Regions from separate parts of the Homo sapiens genome. Here region 1 is linked to region 2. A link is a loop called in an ENCODE intact Hi-C map of the cell type or tissue named here. Cell type or tissue: CD14-positive monocyte. All regions are shown on one strand. Each heading gives the region's core, and the rest is flanking DNA. Links, peaks and the distances in the headings are about the cores only.

Region 1 (2,914 bases), core at 189-2,688, 53 kb before region 2:
CTCCAGAGTTTTCCATTTCTCTCTGCTCCTGTCTGCCCATGGCACCTGATCTCAAGAGGGATAAGAAGGAGAGAAAAAGGGAAGACAGAGAAGAAGAGAGGGGTGGGATAATGAGAGAAAGAGAGGCAGAACCCCAAGCAGGAGCCTACAGAGGAGTCGACACAATAGGAAGACAGAGAAAAACGGAAGGAAGGGAAGAAGGGCAGGGCCTGTGAGGCAAGGAGCTTTGGGAGTCCTAGTCTCATAAATTAAAAGGATGACAACAAAGCCAGGCAGGAAGGATTTAAAAAAATTTTAAAAAGGCCGAACCCAGTGGCTGGCACCTGTAATCCCAGCACTTTGGGAGGCTGAGGTGGGTGGATCACCTGAGGTCAGGAGTTTGAGACCAGCCTGGGCAACATGGTGAAACCCTGTCTCTACTAAAAATACAAAAATTAGCCGGGCGTGGTGGCACATGTCTGTAATCCCAGCTACTCGGGAGGCTACTGAGGCAGGAGAATCTCTTGAACCCGGGAGGTGGAGGTTGCAGTGAGCTGAGATCGCGCCACTGCACTCCAGCCTGGGCGACGGCGTGAGACTCCATCTCAAAAAAAAAAAAAAAAAAAAAAAAAAAGTAAGTGCTTTCCCCCAGTAGACTGAGAAAGGGGAAGGTTAGTGAAGGGCGGAGAGAAGCAGCCCAGACCCCACCCACATTCCTCTGCATCCAGGGAGGAGGGTCCTAGCTGCTGCCCCTGGGGCCTGGCTGACCAGGTGAGCGGCTGCACAGCCCCATCGGAGCCAGGCCCGCCCTGGAGTTATCCTGCACACTTTGGACCCAGCACCCACAGCAGCCCTGCGCCTTGGTTCACTGGACAAACTTTGGCTCTTCAGACAAACTTTGAAAATCCCTAACTTCTTAGGGATTTTCCCTAAGATCCAGCAAACCAGCCGGATTAGTCTTTGGGAGAAAGGAGAGAGAGAATATGAGAAAGAAAGAGGGAATGAGAGGAGGAAGAGAGAAGAGGAGTTAGAGAAAGAGAAGGTCAGAAAGAAGGAGAGCAGGAGAGGAGGGCAAGAGGCCTGGAGAAAGAGAGTGGGAGATGGAACCAGGCGAGGAGGTGGAGAAGCTGCCAGAGGAAGTGAAGGGAGGAAGGAGACATTATATATTCCTAGGAAGGAACAATATAAGATCTTTCACCACGTCCCAGAGGTCAATAAACTGGCCTGGGAAATTAAGAACAAGTTGTCATTGAGGATTAGCAAAAGGCCTGAGGAAGTACAAAAATTCCTGCCAGCTTTCATAAAGCTGCCTCTAAGAAATTAAAAATCACAGGCCACAATAAATACGGCCCACGTCTATCCACACCCATGTCCACATGACAGCCTGGAGAATGAGGCATCCTTCGAGGCCTTGCTTTAATGTGAGTAATTACAATTATGCAAGAATCCCATGGGCTATAATCATACACCCACTACGTGAGCTACTGGGAAGAGGCAAGGAGGTGAATGCCAGCAACAAATGCACAGGAAGGAACATTCTAGAAGAGATATGAGAAAGTGGAATTAAACACGGATGGCGGGTCTTGGTTCCTACTAATGGGGTATGATGCATCCATTTCTACATTACATGGGCGGAAGGTTAAAACAAATAGTTTTTCTCATGACCAAGACTCTTTTTTGGAAACTTTTTTTTTTTTTTTTTTTTAGACAGAGTCTTGCTGTGTCACCCAGGCTGGAGTGCAGTGGCGCGATCTCTGCTTACTGCAAGCTCCACCTCTTGGGTTCAAGCCATTCTCCTGCCTCAGCCTCCCTGAGTAGCTGGGACTACAGGCACCCACTACCATGCCCAGCTAATTTTTTTGTATTTTTAGTAGAGATGGGGTTTCACCATGTTAGCCAGGATGGTCTCCATCTCCTGACCTTGTGATCTGCTCGCCTCGGCCTCCCAAAGTGCTGGGATTACCGACGTGAGCTGCTGTGCCCGGCCATTTTTTTTTAAGAGATGGGGGTCTCACTCTGTTGCCCAGGCTGGTCTCGAACTCCTGGGCTCAAGTGACCCTCCCACTTCAACCTCCCAAAGTGTTGGGATTCAGGCATGAGCCACCGTGTCTGGCTGGAAACTTTCAAGGGAATGGATTTTGCCTGTATGTTACTCATTTTCTGAGGCTATTTGGTGATGGTCTCACACTATGGTTGAAGATAAGTTGGAATTTTCTTAACTAAAGTTACCTTTTTAATATTCTTTATTAATCACCCCTTAGGTTGTTATCAGAAATTGGGTAAACTGTCAGTCATGGTGGTTCATGCCTGTAATCACAGCACTTTGGGAGGCCAAGGTGAGAGGATCACTTGAGGCCAGGAGTTTAAGACCAACCTGGGCAACATAGTGAGACCCCCATCTCTATGAAAAAGATTTAAAAACTAGCCAGGCATGGTGGCACATGCCTGCAGTCCCAGCTACTCAGGAGGGTGAGCTGGGAGGATCCCTTGAGCCCAGGAGGTCGAGGCTGTAGTGAGCCATGACTGCGTCACTGCACTCCAACCTAGGCGACACAGTGAGACCCTGTCTCAAAAAACGTAAAGTAAAATAAAAAAAATAAAATGGGAAAACTAGCAATTTTCTGCAAGGAAATAAGTTTTGCCACCTTGTGAATGGCCAGCCTGTCTTTGATCACAAGGGCAACTCACAGGCAAAGGATTACTGCTATTTCCTAATTTTAGTTTGTTTTTAAAGAGATGGGGTCTTGCTGTGTTGCTCAGGCTGGTCTCATACTACTGGGCTCAAGAAATCCTCCCACCTCAGCCTCCCAAGCTGTAGGGACTACAGGCGCATGCCACCATGCCTAGCTGATTGCAATTTCTACCCTGGGGCCCCAGGCCCTTCTATAGCGATTCCTCAAGAGTCTACTGTCATAGAAGCAGCTGTCTTCAGCTT
Region 2 (2,914 bases), core at 197-2,696:
AAAAAATCCTACCAGGTTCTCAGTCTTACAGATTTCTCAGAGGGAACACAGGGAGGGCAGGAGGAATGCAAGGTCCAAGCTGGAATTACCCCAACCCGGATGCAAAACACGCCGGCAGCTGGGAGGAAAAATTGGACTAAGTTAGTATATTTGGGGACAAAGGTGGAAGAGGCTCAAGCGCAGAAAATGTTTCAACAGGACTCCAAGGAGGTCTTGTACGATTATGCTCAAGCCTCTGGGTTCTTAACATACCACACTTTGCCCCACTTCAATCAGCTGCAAGGAACCCCATCCACACTCTGCCTGGGCCCCGCCTGTGGCAATGTGTCTTTGCTGTGGCTTCATTCTGGAGTTGTTGCGGAGGAATCAGATATTGGCAGAATAAAATGGCAAACTTGGTCTATGGAAAATGTAACCAGACACAGAAAGTGGACCGAGCCCACCTTTGTCAGCGTGGCCTGAGTCAATCCCATTAACTTCAAGTCAGTGGACTAGACTCAGAAAATGGCAAATCGCTGGAGTCTTTTCTCCCTACCCCTCCCCACCAAAGCAAGAGCCTAGCTGTGGGGTAGAGTACGTGTTCCATTACGTCTCTTGGGCTACTCTTACGAGCTGGCCCCTCTAAAGAATAAGTTTGGGGAATAAAAATAACTACCTGGGATATCAAAGAAAAAGAAGCCCTGGGTAAGTGAACCAGGCAATTCCCAACAATGACATGGATAGTAGAGTTGAAGGTAGTAATTATATTTTGTACCAAATTGGGGGATAATATAGAAGAGCACAGGACAATTCAGAATGCCTGGAATACATTACGACTGTGGGCCTAATAACAGGTTTATGTAATTTAATGAGCAGAAATATGAACTATAAAACCAGGAGGATAAACTGAGAAACAAGAATACTCCTGGAGGGCTTGGGATGGGCTTTTAAAAGATGTGGCAGATATTCTCCCCAAATTAGGGGCAATATAGAGAGTCGCATTGGACCTAAGTAAATTATTCACTCCTGTGTAGCAGATTTTTAAGGCTTTATCTCAAAGCTGGGTTCAGCTTGAGCCACCTATTATAAAATACAAATGGATATGTGAAAATGGTCAGAAACCCATGCCAGAAATTGGTGTGACATGGAGATTTATGGGGCTTCATACACCAGTGTTATGAACTGCCTGGTCTGTGGCCCTCTAAAAGGAAGAGATTCCGAGTCGGGTTTGGACAAACAGAGACAAATCAAGAAGGAAGCTGGGAACAGTTGCAATGAGATTTTTTAGAATGATGGCTCAAGTATAAAGAACTTGAACCTGGCAGGCATTTGGATAACATTTCTGGATGCTTTAAGGAAGTTATGGCTAGACGAAGCCACCAAGAGAGCAGTCAACTCAGCTCAACCAATGGAAAGAGAGAAGCAAGGAAGGGCCGGATTGGGCAAGAGCACGGGGCAGCATTCACTGGGAGAGAGGCAGGGAGGGGGTCTGCTGCATGGTTACCCTTGTCAGGTTAATTTCCTGTGTGCTCCCTCTGATTTGGGGGAAACTCAAGGAGGATGTTTTCTCCTTCAAACATTTGAAAAGCTATTTTTAGCTGTTTTTAGGAAGGCAGGAACAAGAGCATTCCTCTCTCAAACCGCAAGAAACCTTCATGAATATGGCCAGAAATTGAAAGTAAATTTGTTATTACGTTGCTTAAGTGATTTGAGCCTTTTCAGAGTCACCTGAGGACCCTCCAGACAGGGAAAATCTTGATGAGATAAAAGTGCCATCTGAACAAAGTGCATCAGAATGTTGCATTCCTTAATGTCATTGACAACACAACACGACACAACACAACACACAGCATCCTCCTCATGATTTCCCCGAATGAGATCAGTTTGATAAATTAGCTCCAAACTATAGCCACAGTCCCTTGCCCATTGGAAGAGTTTCTAATAGCTGTTCTGTTCTCTGCCCTGCAAAGATGATAATCTGAGGTTCCTCAGCTGTTGGATGGTTAATGTTTTGTTCTTGTACTTATTGCAAAATTGGGGAAAAGAAAAACTGGCTTTGTAACTGTATTGGCCTTGAGATTTACCTGATAAACAACACTGAGTAATAGGATTGGAAATTCTCTTAAAATTTTTTGCACATTATTTGGTTACAGTTTCCATATGGCAAGAAGGCAAGGGGAGAAACTTCCATTCTGGACCAGCCCCCCTCCCTCCCAGCCACACGTTTAATCCATGTGCTTATGTCAAACTTAATTACAGGACTTTTGGCATAAAATAACAGTCCACATCCTCAGAGAGAAGAACTTAAGCAGTTAATATGTGCGATTGAGTGAAATTGCTTTGCTGAATGTTTATGAGTAACCCAAGACTAGTGAAATGTGCTGATATTTTAACTGTTTCAGTGCTGAACTTGTGCCAAGATGCTGTGAAATAGAAAAAAAATAATAATAATTTCTTCCGATCTGCTGTGTATCATATTTCTTGAAACTGAGAACGTTGGGTAAGACAATTTTATGGCTCTTTCACAAATAGCTTTGTGGAGAAAAAAACAATAAAGCTAGAACAATTATGGAACTTGTCACCAGCTCAGGGAACTGCAGAGATTCAAGAGAAGAATAGCAACTTCAAACTAACATCCTTTTCTGCAGAAAATTCTCTTGAATATTAGAGGTCCCCACCAGGGGCAACAATTTTTGCCTTCGGATTTTCACCTACCCGCTTGAACCTTTTCAGACACTTCTGTTTCCCATTCATCCCCAGTCTAATGTGAATGGTTTTAAAATGTAGAGATTTCCAACCCTAAAACGACTCGATGCTTCCCACTGTCATCTTTGCTGAAATAAATTCCTACCTCTGTTTAAATGTTCTTTTGTCTAAATTGTTCACAGTTAGACCTGCTCCTTTTAGCTCTAGAAGAACCTCTTACAATATAAAA

Evidence for each region. A loop is a pair of places that touch in the nucleus more often than their neighbours do. Peaks named below come from ENCODE experiments on the same cell type or tissue, not always from the same donor. Only the 100,000 strongest peaks of a DNase experiment are listed, where the experiment ranks them.
Region 1: a loop joins it to region 2, with 1.8 times the contacts of the local background. A loop is called at or near these places in 6 of 110 quality-filtered maps.

What each region holds. Positions count from the first base shown.
Region 1 is chr16:73,112,130-73,115,043 of GRCh38, forward strand. It overlaps a transcript of ZFHX3 not described here. Among named protein-coding and RNA genes, the nearest start is that of HCCAT5, 21 kb to the left of the region's middle. In CD14-positive monocyte, for the core only: no CTCF peak of the experiment used is centred there; a DNase peak (open chromatin) is centred at 1,402; H3K27ac peaks cover 840 bases.
Region 2 is chr16:73,165,134-73,168,047 of GRCh38, forward strand. It overlaps a transcript of ZFHX3 not described here. Among named protein-coding and RNA genes, the nearest start is that of ZFHX3-AS3, 66 kb to the right of the region's middle. In CD14-positive monocyte, for the core only: no CTCF peak of the experiment used is centred there; a DNase peak (open chromatin) is centred at 1,378; H3K4me3 peaks cover 1,006 bases; H3K27ac peaks cover 1,233 bases.